2 separate regions of the Mus musculus genome follow, and region 1 is linked to region 2. A link is a contact called in ENCODE Hi-C data. All regions are on one chromosome and are shown on one strand. Each heading gives the region's core, a stretch centred on a gene start or an enhancer-like site at or near the end of the contact. The rest is flanking DNA. Distances are from core to core; before and after follow the strand shown.

Region 1 (7,048 bases), core at 3,914-6,413, 170 kb before region 2:
TCCCTTTACCCCTTCTTCTTTTCCTTTCTCCCTCCCTCTCCCTCCCTTCTTCCCTTCCTCTTTCTCTTCTCTCCCTCTTTCTTTTTTCCCTCCCTCCTGATTCCTTTCCTTCTTCCCTTCCCTTTCCTCTCTTCCTCCCTCCCTCTGCCTCCCTCCCTCCATTCTTTTCTCCCTCTCCCTCCCTCCCTTTCTTCCCCACCAAGTTTGTTAACCACAGAGGGCAGATGTTCCCTCTAATGTCCCTGAGTTTCAAGAAACAAATCACCCAGAAAACAAAACAGAACAAACACAATGATCATGTGATCAGCTGCTGGTTTTTTGTTTTTTGGTTTTTTGGATTTTTGTTTTTGTTTTTTGTTTTTTGGTTTGTTTTGGGTTTGTTTGTTTTTGTTTGTTTGTTTTGGGGGGGTTGTTCTTTTGGTTTTTGGTTTTTGCTTTGCTCACAAGTATAAGTCAAGACCTGGCTATAAAGCCAGAGTCAACTCTACCAGCCCCAGCTGAAGCTGCTCAGTCAGATGCTGCAGGAGCCTCTCCCAGGAGAGCACACTCAAAGGCTGGCAAGCTGAACTGCCTAGGCTGGGGCTGGGTTCCTCCCCACAGACACCTCTGATGGGCTCTTCTGTGAGCCCCTTGGACTTCTGGAGGCTGAATTTCAGTTCTGGTGCAGAGTCCTGCAGCCAGGATGCAGTAACTACTAACTCCTAAAAATCTGGGCCTAGAGACCTACACAACATTGTCTGCCATATTTTACTGGGTAAGAACTTCCAAAAACCCACTCCCATTGTATGCAAAAGAGGGCTCATTAAGAAACCACTAGAATGATCCATACGAAGGCTTTAATAGCGCGCGCGCGCGCGCGCACGAGAGAAAGAGAGAGAGAGAGAGAGAGAGAGAGAGAGAGAGAGAGAGAGAGAGAGTGCATTCAGAGGCATCTGGAAGAGTTCAGAGCAGAGAGAAAAAGCAGCAGACTGGACAAGGCCAGGGAAGCCAGGTGTGGAAAAGTCGTGGCTATGAGGGGGACAGTAGCTGGGGAAGGGAAGTCTGTGAGTTGGGGCAGACCTGGGGGTTTAGAGGAGATGTGAGAAGATCCTGGATTTCAGTGTGGAGGCTTTGAGATGTATGACAGGGACTTTTGAATGGGGACTGCAGGAGCCTGGAGAACAGCATGGCTTTGAGATCATGCTGCAGGTGTATGTCAATGGAGAGGCACATGTCCTTCTGCCAAGGGCCAGGAAAATGGCTACTCTTGGCTGACAGAAACCATTCACAAGTTCCTGAGGAGTGCTGACTTTTGTCTAATTGCCAGAAATCCTTCTAGAGTTCAGCTCAAATTGAGCCAAGACTGTGATTTCTGGACATATGCACTTCCTGAGACCTAACATCTCTGAGAGGTATATCAAGGCAGTAAGTAGTTTTTCTGTTTGTTTGTTGAGACAGGGTTTCTCTGTGTAGCCCTAGCTGTCCTGGAACTCACTCTGTAGACCAAGCTGAGCACAGATCCACCTGCCTTTGTCTCCTGAGTGCTGGGACTAAAGGCGTGCATGACCATTGCCTGCCTAAGGCATTCATTTTAAGACTACCACAGAATAAAGGATTGGGATACAAAAATCAATTGTATTTCTATTAAGTAGTAATGAACAGCTGGAAAATAAAATTAAGAAAATAACCTATTCATGCCACAAAACAGAATAAAATATTTAGAAATAAGCCAACAAAAGCAACAATTATACTCAGAAGACAAAAAAATAAATAAAAGAAAAGAAAATATTAGTGAAAGGAATGAAAGGACGCACAAATAAATGGAAATCTAAGTTAGTGTTCACAAATGGGAAAGCAAAGTGGTTAGGATGACAATTTCCCACCAAAAAATCACCATCAGAATTCCTCTCACATCTGCATCAAACTCTCAACAGGCTGTGCTCGCAAATGCTGCCAAGCTGATCCTACGGTTTATGTGGGGATGAAGCAGGGTAGAAGGGATCTTACCAGCCAGACAGTCCAGGGCCAAGTGGAAGCTGCACTAGAGTCTATAGCAGAGTCATGGCAGGACTGGACCAGCGCAGAGACAGACAGGAGGTCAGCACTGCAGAGTGCTGTCAGGAGATTCTGTCTCTGTCTCTGTCTCTCTCTGTGTCTCTCTCTGTGTCTCTGTCTCTGTCTCTCTCTCTCTCTCACACACACACACACTTGCACGCGCACTGAGTCACCTTTCAACAGACTATCAAGTACATCTAATGAAGAAATCAGAGACTCTTCAATAAGTGATGTCCCAACAATTGAATAATTATCTGCCAAAATGAAAATATCCACTCAGATTTTCTTTTTACTCCACATTGTACATCAAATTATTCAAAATGGATCCATGCTCTTAAGGTAAAAACTAAAACTCTACAGTGTCTGGGAGAGAAAAGAACACAAGAGAAACTATTTGTGACTTTGGATTAAGTAAAGATTTCTCAACAGTGGCAAGAAAACACCATCTATAAATTTTAAAAATGATGTCAGACTATGAAAGTGATGAACTTTGACACCACATCTAGGGGAGGTGGGTTAAGAAAATGAAAAGGAACATGAAGGAGGGAGCATGGCAGCATCCAGGCACGCATGGTGCAGAAGCTGCGAGTGCCACCTCTTGTTCTGTAGGCAGCTAGAAAACTGGCATCTAGGCATCTAGGACTAAGAATTTAAAGCCACGCCCACAGCAACACACCTACTCCAACAAGGCCACACCCACTCCATCAAAGCCACACCCACTCCAAGGCCACATCTACTCCGACAAGGCCACACCTCCTAATAGTGCCACTCCTGGACCACGAATATACAAACCATCACACACTGCTACCCCAATGCCCAAAATAAACATATTTCTTTTGAAAAGGAAGTGAAAAGACAACTACAAATAGGAAGAAAACGCTTGCAAATAAAAACTAATAGTGAAGGAGACATATTGAGGATATACAAAGAAAATCTACATCTCAATGAAACAAACAACCAGAGCAGGGTTAGCTCAATGGTGGAGCCTATGCATAGCGTTCCGGGGGGCCTTGAGTTCAATTCCCAAAGGAATAGAAAGAAAGAGGGAGGGAGGGAGAGAGGGACGGATGGACAGAGAAATAAGCTTGTTACCAAAGAGAAACAAATGAACCACTAGTCCACGAGAAGCAGCTCACTGTCATTAGTCAAAGGGGAACATGAAGGAAAACCACAGGAGACACCTCATGTACCTTATAAAAAATGGCTCTAACTAAATTAAAAAAACTTAAAAAGCAGGAAGCAACAGGCGTTAGAGAGAAGGTAGAGAAACTGAAACCTTCACCCACTGATAGTGAGCATGCAGAACTACGGACTTACTGTTGTGCTTGGCCTTGTTTTGTCTTGTGAGATGGGGTCTCACTTTGTAACCAGAGCTGCCCTTGAACCCTTGCGCCTTCTGCCTCAATCTCGGGAATGCCAGGATTCCAGAGTGTGCCACCACACCAGGCTGCAATTGCCATGTTGGAGGAGCGCCGGATAATTCCTTAAACAGTGTCCACTGACCATATAACCCTGCGGTATGAGTCCAGGAAGAAATGGAAATCTACAACCACACAAAAGGATGGTCCATAAGTGTTGGACATAGGATTATGTGGAATCGTCACACCTTGGAAGCAGTGCAAATGTTTGAGAACTGGAGACAGAAAGCACTAGAATACTCCTTATCAATGGGAAAGAGATGTCGCTAGAGAGCCATGCCCCCTGAAGCATTACACGCCGATAAGTCAGACACAGAGACGTACCATCCAGGAGGCTAAGATGGTGACTTGCTGAGGGTGCTTACTACACAAGCAAGAGGGCCTAAGTCTGGTTTTCCAGCACTCACATAAAAATGAGCCCGGCTGTGCACATCTGAGACCTCAGTGCTAAAAGTGACAGGGCTTGAGTAGAGACAGATGGACAGACAGACAGCCTAGCAGAGAAAGAGCAAGCTCAGAAACAGACTCCTCAGAAAATGAAGTGGAAAGAGAAGTTGTAGAAGACATATCATACTGACCTCCGGTTTCCATATGCACACACACACATGCATATTCACTGGAACATACATGTGCACAGCCACACACATAAACATATGTGCACGCAAAAAAAAGTCATAATGTTTTAAGTACATTAATGATTTTGTATTGGGCCGCATTCCTAACTGTCATGGGATACATTGGCCTGAGGGAGTGATTCCCAGCCTTCCTGATGCTGTGACCTTTTAATGAAGTTGCTCATGCTGTGGTGACCCCCATTAAAATTATTTTCATTGCTACTTCATATCTGTAAGTTGCTTACCTTATGGATTGTAATGTAAACATTTTTAGAGATAGAAGTGTGACAAAGAGGTCACAACCTACAGGCTGAGAACCATGGCCTAAGGCCAGACCTGGGTGCTTAGTAAGGGCTTGCTTACACCCCACCCCAGGGACACTAATCAGAAACAGACAAGGGTGACCAACATCTTTCCAAGTTATTTGGATGCTCTTCAACACTGGAGTCCCAATACTCAAAGTTCACCCCAACCTGAGTTAGCAAACGCACTGTGCAGGACCATGGCCAGCGGTCCTAAAAGCCACCACTAGGCCTCTGTCCCCTCCACACAGCTCTCAGCATAAAAATCACTAATGAGGGAGAAGAGGCTGGAGAGATGGTTAAGAGCACTGGCTGCTCTTCCAGAGGTCCTGAGTTCAATTCCCAGCAACCACATGGTGGCTCACAACCATCTGTAATGGGATCTGATGCCCACTATTGGCATGCAGGTATACATGCAAATACAGCAGTCATAAACATAAAATAAATAAATCTGAGAAGGAGGAGGAGGAGGAAGAAGAGGAAGAGGAAGTAGATAACACCAGTGGGGATGTTTCCAAGTTCATTTCCATTTCCCCACAGGAAACTTTCACCAGAATGAATCAAAAGTTGAACCAGCAATTTCCCCCGCCCCCCATGAGTTCACACACACACACACACACACACACACACACATACTCGTGTGAGAAGCATCGTGTCCAAGCAGTAAGACAGCCTGGCTGTCTTGCTTTGGCCCCTCACCTGTCAGGCTCGGCTCTACCCCACCCAGGCACAGCCTGCCAAGGCAGTGAGTAGTGATAGGTGGCTATTGTCTCTGTGTCTTCTTTGGCAGACAGAGCTCTGACACTGGAGCCTGACAGCCTCTGAGACCTTTGTCTCCCAGGCATGGCCAGTGGCCATAATTGATATGGATGTCAGGGCTGCCGTCCTTGCCCAAGCTGGCAATTAGCGCTTGTGTTGGTGGCTGCCAGGGATTCCTGATGCTGCAGAGCAAAGACTTGTCAGGTTTGTGGCCACGCGGCTCATTATATCGGGGACATGGGCTCCCTGCCCCCACCTTCTCTGATCTCTCTGAAGCAGAGAGGGTAGCTGAGCCACCTTGTCACTTCCATCCTTTGTTCAAGAAGGTAGAGTGGAGCTGATGGTGACAGTCCATCTCCATCTATAGGTCCTGGGTCCTACACAGAGTGACCAGTGGGAAGGCTGTGAGAGAACTCAGGGTTACCAGACAACTACAGCAGTGAGGGGCATATGCCTTCAGGAGTCGGGCAGGCACAGCCCATACAGTAACATGGCTGGGCTGGATGGCACTCATGCTCAAGTCCCTTGTCAAAAAGGTGAGCAGCGGGCCAGATCCAAATTCTCTAAACTGTGGGTCACATCCACTAGTAGCACAGATAGATAATTTAGTGGACCAAGGCATCATTTTAAAGACCAAGAACAGGAGCTGGAAAGACAGTGCAGTGGTTAAAAGCATTTATTACGCTAACAGAGGACAGACATTGGGTTCCCAGCACCCACATGGTGGCCCACAACCATTTGTAGCTCCAGTTCCTGGGGATCCAAAACTCTTCTGACCGCCAAAGGCTCCTACTTGAATGTCACACACACACACACACACACACACACACACACACACACACACACACACACACATAATTACATATTTAAAAATAAATAAAAATGGCTCAGTGGATAAAAGCTAACCATGCAAACATAAGGACTAGAGTTTGCATCCCCCAAACCCACATAATAGCCAAGCAAGCATGGTAGCCATCTGTAATCCTGCCACTCAGGAGGCAGAGATCGGGCAGGGGGTTCCTCAGGACAAGGCTAACTAGACCAGTTGGAACTGAAGAACTTTGGATTAAGTGAGAGACCCAGTGCCAATATATAAAGTAGGGAACAATCAAGGAAGCCCATAAATGCTAACGTCAGTCCTCATGTGCATGTGCACAGAAACATACACACATTCAAGCATGCACATGCGCACATCACTATACAGAGAGAGAGACAGAGACAGAGACACAGAGAGAGACTAGAGTAGAATAAAAGCTAGAAGATTAAAATAGAGTAGACTCACATGCATTTCCTGAACTGAAGACAAGTGCAGTCTCCTTAAATTTTGTTCAATTATGCACGCATAACATATAAATGAGTGTTGTACAACACAAAAGGTTTCTCGGGTTGTAGGTTCACAACCCACAAGTGACAAGGATGGGGCTGGCTACTCCAACCATTCCAGGGATCTCGGTTAAAGAGGACTCTAGAGGAAGTTAAAGTAGAGGAAGGCTCAGGTGTCTTCAGGAAATTTCCAGATTTGTTGCAGTAAGAGGTAAGCAAAGCAGTCGCTTAGGGCCAAGGGTTCCCACCTGCCCTTCCTGGCCCAGTCCTTTAAGCATCTGTGAACTGGGTTGTCTGGGCAGGAAATGAGGTGCCTCTGCTGGCATCTTGGGTGCAGGCCTCCTTGCTCCCTGCTTGAGAGCCAAGCCACACTAAATGAGGGATGCTGGGATACAAGGACTCTGCTAGTTCTGTGTACATGCGAAGGAATAGACATCAGTGTAGGATATTGCACAGAAGCACACAGCAGATCCCATCACAATCATGTAACACCTACATCTAACCCAACAACAACAACAGCAACAGCAATCTATCCTGGTGTGTCAAGAACTGCAGAATCCCTTAACTTCCAGGGACCATTCACAGAAAACACCATTCA
Region 2 (6,401 bases), core at 3,584-6,083:
CATGAGAAATGTTGCTTGTTTCCTATCTGCCACTTTTAGCACAAATCTGTCTCCCTTCTGATACTTTTCCCTTTTTAAAAAAAAAATAGCTTTTGAGAATTTTTGAAAAATGTGACAGGCAGAGGCAGACAGGAGCTGCTATAGGGGCAAGAGAGATGACTGATTAGCACTGCATACATTCCCAGCATGCACCTCTGCAGGGTCACAATCACTTATAATCTAGCTCCAGGAGGATCTCACCCTGTCTCCTGGTCTCCACTGGACAGACACAACTCTACCTGGCTGACAGAAATTGCACATCCATGCCAAGCCTCAGTTTTCCCATCTGCAAAATGGAATAATAGAGTCAGATGCACAGCTGTGCTAGGAAGCTGCTTGGAATGTGGCTGCTTTATTGTGTGGTCCCTCCACCAGGGGGCTCAGAGCTTGAAAAGAGCCTTGCTCACACTCTGGGTTTCAGGAAAGAACGCCAAGTCAGGGGTCGGGAAGTAGGTGTGTGGTCTACCTGGTTCACTCCTTGGCGCTCACTCCTCTTTCAAAGTTGAGTCACTCAAGGCTGGGAAGACAGCTCAGTCAGTAACATGCCTGCCACACAAGGACCTGAGTTCAGATCCCTAGAACCTACCACAAACAAGCAAACAAACAAAGAAGCCATATACAGTAATGCATGCCTGTTGGCCCAGCATTGGTGTGTACAGCAGCAAGAGAGAGAGATAGGCAGGCTCTTAAGCTCATCAGCTGCACAGCCTGGAAGAAGCAAGCTTTAGGTTCATTGAGAGATCGGGCCTTCAAAACAAAAATGGATGGAAGGAAACTAAAGAAAGTCACCCCATGTCAACCTTGGATCTCCACTCACATGCTCACACACATACACTAGCACCAACATGCACACACTACACACAACACACACAACACACACTACACACAAAGAAGACTCACCTGAAAGTCTTAATTTCCTGGGATAGCAAAGAGTGGGTTGAGCCAATGGTTCGGTAGACAATCATCTGTCAATGTCTAGACTAAGCAAGAAGAGTGCTGTGATTGATTAGCCATGTCTGTCCAGGCTGCAGGATTAGTGATGATTCTACTCTGAGTCTTGCTCTCTTAGCCCTGCCATCCCTGGACTGGGTGGCCTCTTACAGACCTGAAAGTGGAGGGGAACTAGAGGTGGGAGACAGTCAAAACACCTCTGTACCCGGAGCTGTAGCTGTAGGAACATCTGCTCCAGTTCACTGCTTTCTAGAAGACTCCAGCTTCCCTGTCCCCCAGAGCTCTTGAGTGATTGCAGGCCTCCCTAACCCCTCCCAACTTCCTGGCATCTGAGACTTGGGAATAGCCATAGGAGCCTGAGGCAAAGCCAGGTCAGGGCCTCTGTGTGTGTCTGTGTGTGTGTGTGTGTGTGTGTGTGTGGCCTGCACAGTGTCAGTCATGTTAACAGTGATAGTCACTTTCTTGCTCTGGGCAGTGGGGATGGGAAGGAGGTGCCCAGCTGATGAAGATCTGCCATGTTCCTGTGCAGAAAGAAATGTGCAGCAGAGGCCCTTGTGGTCAGAGCAGGGGCAGAATCCCGGCACCACTTCTCAGCACTGGGGCCTTAAGCAGGTCACTGCGTCTTGAGAGGCCCTCAGAGCCTCAGTTTCCTCTCAGTGGCCAGCCCGTGATAACTGAAACTTAAGTCATAACAGAGCTGACATCAAGTGAGGTGACACAGAGAACTTAATGTCTGCTCCCTGCAGGCTCAGTGGGGGGACTGGTTCTGTCAGAGAAGGAGAGCCCCAAGTGCCTTGTCTAAGGCTGGACCAGCCTTTCTTTGCATATTGTGTGTAGGGGTATGGGGTGTGCAGAGTCAAAAACCTAGAATGTGCCCAGAGGGGACAGAGCGCTTGACTTGAGGGCACTGCATGGCTTTGAAGGCATCCTGTGCCCAAAGGACAAAGAACCCAGATATAGCTGCAGTCCTCAACCTAGTGTGGGTGGGGACAGTGGTGACCTTTCTCAGAGCCAGTGTGTGTCATTCCTCTAGAGTAGCATTCAGTCCGGGGCAGAATGTCAGACACAGCCAAGTGGGGCTGCCTTCCAGGAACCTGAAAGGCGGAGGCTATACTTATTTTTCTTTAACCAACATCAGCAGTGGATGCTTCCGTGGACAGGGTGGGTGCTTGGGAGATTGGGTCACTGAGAAAAGAAGCCCCATCCTTCCAGAGACCTCCAGAATGGAGCCACAGCACCTTGAACCGCTGGCCTTACGGAGCCTGGTCATGGAGTGCTCGCTGCTTCGCTAGAGGAAGCAGGTGTGGGTCTTTCAGAAACCTGTCTCCTAAGTATCTCTGCTTGCTCAGTCCCTTAGCCCAGCAGGGAAGGGAGGAGATTTCTTGTCCTCCCATAAAAAGTCACAGGCTCGGGAGGTGAAAGAGCTTTCCCGAAGCCCACAGTCAGGAAGGCCTGGCTCCCAGCCCACCACCCACTGGAACCCGACCCTATGCGGATCTCCTGCCTGCTCAGGGCCTGTCCTCACTGCTTGCTCTCGAGAAGGACAGCTGGTCCCCAGCAGCTGCCTGAAGCTTCCTCACTTCTCTGGCTCCTGTCTGCCTGTCTTCCAGCCTCCCCTGGAGTAGACCACCGAAGAAACAGTTGCCCCCTCCCTCGCCTGCCTTTGCTTCCCAGGTGGTTCTCTGAGCTTCCATGACCTCTCCTTTAAGATGAGGAGGGTGGAGGTCGACATCAGAGCTTCCCTTACCTCATTCCCCACCACTACATCCTACCCAACTCTCAACTAAGACTACATTTAAAATGACCTTTGAGCTCACTTAGGTCAGCCATTAGATAAGTAGTTTAACTCCATCATAAATAAGACCTGTGAGCTCACCCTTGGTCATTTTCCTAGACCAAGACTTCACTGTGAAAATGGAAAAGGTTTGCACAGAGGCTACCTGAAGTCATTCTTTTCACCCGTGGGACACGTATCACTCCTTAAGGACACTGTCCTAAGTGGCCGGTACCAGCCAGGCCCAAGATCCCCCAGTTACAACTAAGGTTTCAGTCTCAGTACCTTAGCCATAGCATTCACCCTCGTCGGTCCACTGCATGAGCACATTTGGGGTATGGGCTTCAAGATGCATAACTGTCAGCCATCCTGGCTGAAGGGGAGACAGGTGTGTGACAGTGACACTGAGGGGACTGGAGTAGAGTGAGTGAGTAGTGTCACTTGCCAACTACACTTTGCTGGACCTTTAGCGGTGAAAGGGCAGGCAGTCTGACCCAAGGGCAGGCCAAGTCACAGCTGTAGCAATATGTTCAGACCTCAGACTAGGAGGCAGCGAGCCACCCAAGTGAGGGGCTTGGGATGTGGGCTAAGAGCAGTGGGAGGAGGGGGACAGGCTAGGAGAGGACCAAGCTCCATGACCTCTGTCCCCCTAAAATTCTAAAGCTGCTTGTCTTAGGGTTTTACTGCTGTGAACAGGCACCATGACCAAGTCAACTCTTATAAATGACAACATTTAATTGGGCCTGGCATCAGGATCAGAGGGTCAGTCCATTATCTTCAAGATGGAAGCATGGAAGCCTCCAGGCAGGCATGGTACAGGAGGAGCTCAGAGTTCTACATCTTCATCTGAAGGCCACTAGGAAAAGACTGGCTTCCAGGCAGCTAGGATGAGGGCCTTAATGCCCATACCCACAATGACTCACTTCTTCCAACAAGTCCACACCTCCAAGTAGTGCCACTCCCTGGGCCAAGCATATTCAAACCACCACACTGCTGGAGGAATAGATTGGGGTGGTACCCTAAAGTCTGGCTTCTATGTTTCCTCTCTCTCTTTCCCTCCTTCCCCCTCCCCACCCCTCATTCCCTCCCTTCTTCCTTCCCTTCCTCCCTCCCTCTTTCTTTTTTCTTCCTTTCCTTTCCTTTCCTTTCCTTTCCTCTTTCTTTCTTTCTTTCTTTCTTTCTTTCTTTCTTTCTTTGTTTTTTTTCTTTCTTGCCAGAGCAAGGTTGTCCCCCTGGTCCTGTTTCAAAACACAGCCTCCAGTCAAGCTATGGGCAGAGTCTCCCAGCCCTGCTGCCAGTCCCCCTCCCCCCTCCCCCAACTCGCGCTGCAGATGTGCATGGTGATTGAATCATTTCTGCACACCGTTGCTCACACAGCTCCCCAGAGATGTGCTACTTGCCTGTGCAAGCTGTCAGGAGATGTGTGTGCTCCAGTGCATCTGGGCCAACAGCCCATGTGTGCACATACCAGCTATGGAGAGTGCAGAGGGGTACGTAGATGTGTGTGCCGTGTGAAAACACCTTTACCTGGAGACGCTCGGGTTTACTCGCTAGGCCTGAGAAGTGGGAAAAGAAAACACAGTATTTGTAAGATGGTTGTGAGGTGCTCTTCCCACACTGGGGTGCTCCGAGTGCCCACTGTACAGTAAAAATTCTCTACCCCTGTGTCCAGGGAAAGACCCTATATGTAAGACAGCCAGATGAGTTCTCGCCTGTTTGAGGCTTCTGTCCACTGTTTTCCACTGGTGTAGCTGAAGAGGTTGGCTTCTTAGTCCCCCTTCAGCTCTCTGCAGTTCATTCTCCAGGAGGCTTTAAGTGCACGGGGCCAGCTTGACCTGAGCGTTGCCAGGAGATGATACTGTCAACAGAAACTTCTCCCAGCACGACCACCCCTGGAAATCGGGAAGACTCAGCCTGACTACCATGTCACCAGCTAAAAACTTCCATACATGTAATGGTCTCTGGTCAGGCATAGCTTCAAGAGAGGCAGTGCCTGGGGCGTTGGGCCATCTGGCAGGGGGTTGGTGGAGTGGTGGAAGAGGCTTTCCGGGAGTTTTCCAGGCTACGGGCTCCACCGCTTGGGCAGAACCTTTGGATTTTAAAGTTGAATGTGCTGCTCCTACTGAGGTGGAGTTTCCAGGCAGCTGGAGCCCTTGGATTCTGGCGTTTGGCAGGCTGCCAGAGGATGGCTAGCCCAGGCCTTCATTTTACAGATATACAAACTGAGGCCCAGCTTCTTGCCCTGTTCACACAGTGGGAGGGTAGCAGAGCAGGTACCCACCCACTGTAGACCCCCCCAGGCTAACTAGAAAGACACAAGGACAGGGATGGCAGGACCACAGAAAAGTTTCCTGATTGAGTCCACACTTAATCAGAGGGCAGCAGACTGGAAAAGGCTACCAGGTTGGTACCAGGTTCTTGGTTGGTAGAGAGCCAGGTCCTGCCTGGGTGCTAGAGCTGCTTCCACTGATGGTTTTGTCTAAAGGCACCTGGAGGCAAACACAGCTGAGTGGTGCTTCTGTGGCAGTGGGGCGACCTCTGCTGGCCGCCAACGGCTTGCCGCTTCCTGACAACAGGGTGCTGTGATGGGGTTCTGGGTGGCCTTGCAAACCACTGGCTTTGGACCAATGGGATGGAACAAGGGCTTCATTTGGGACCCAGCCATGGCTTGAGATAGGAGTACGCAGGAGACTGTGGCCACCGGTCTTGGGGGGACATGGAAAGAGCAGCATGCTAATGGCTAGAAAGGCAGAGGTTTCTAGCTTAGCCCCGCTGGCAGCCTTGCACTTCATCTCTCAAAGGCTTTGCCTCGGAACTGGGCAGCCAGTGAAAACAGTGTGTACAGAAGCCAGGCTGTCCCTTCCATGCCCCACCCCCTTTTCCTGCCTGGTGCTAACCTCTCCTCAGGCCCTAGACCCTTAGCTTTCAAGTCCTTGCACCTTGCAGTGTGGAATTCAGGCCTGCCATCTCTGTTCATTCCTGTGTTATTGGCCCCCATTCTCTACTATTGATACAAGCAGTTTCAAAGTGACACCTCAACTAAGTATAATGTTTCAAGAAGCTCAAACAAGAGCTTCATGGATTCAAGGCCAGCCTGGGCTACATACAAAGACCCCATCTGGAAAAAATAAATGTAAAGGAGTGTGCTGTGTGGGCCTCTTTCTTCAGCTTTTATTTTATAAATGAAAATATATAATAGCTAGATAACTGTAATACCAGCACTGAGGCAGGAGGATTCCCCATGAATTTGAAACCAGTCTGAACTACAATGAGATTGTATTTGGGGAGGAGGGCAGGGACTCCCTCTGTTGTTCCTGTTGTCTGTAATGTCTCCTGACAGTTACCTCTCTGATGTCCTATGAGTCTCACAAGTGTTGGAAGCCCAGCCAGGTCACACCTTGATTCCATAAGATGGAGCCCAGACCTGGACAGATATAGACCATGTCATCTAGGACAAAATCATTATGGGTTTTGGGTTCCCCAAAACAAAATCAAATGGACTGTCAAGTTGGGAACAACTTTGCCCACAGGTATCCTGAAGACCTTTGAATCCAGAGACCCTGTGGAGGTTAGCCTGATCTAGAGTGGTACTGTCTGTCTCTTTGCTATTTGCCTCCTGAAGTGAGGCCTGGGGTCT

The links. A loop is a pair of places that touch in the nucleus more often than their neighbours do.
Region 1: a loop to region 2 is called in a map of adrenal gland, with 2.8 times the contacts of the local background. The contact joins two enhancer-like sites. A Hi-C loop is called at or near these places in 7 of 37 maps with a recorded cell type or tissue (T-helper 1 cell, adrenal gland, gastrocnemius and 1 more).

The regions. Positions count from the first base shown.
Region 1 is chr14:25,389,873-25,396,920 of GRCm38, forward strand. The region is part of intron 1 of Zmiz1os1 (a long non-coding RNA gene); the gene reads right to left. Among named protein-coding and RNA genes, the nearest start is that of Gm32645, 8.3 kb to the right of the region's middle. Within about 2 kb of position 5,164, at least 1 of the 3 ENCODE cell types and tissues checked has a DNase peak (open chromatin) inside an H3K27ac peak, as active enhancers do; it is heart, where a contact is called at or near this core.
Region 2 is chr14:25,560,619-25,567,019 of GRCm38, forward strand. The region is part of intron 3 of Zmiz1 (zinc finger, MIZ-type containing 1); the gene reads left to right. Among named protein-coding and RNA genes, the nearest start is that of 4931406H21Rik, 23 kb to the right of the region's middle. Within about 2 kb of position 4,834, at least 2 of the 3 ENCODE cell types and tissues checked have a DNase peak (open chromatin) inside an H3K27ac peak, as active enhancers do; they include heart, where a contact is called at or near this core.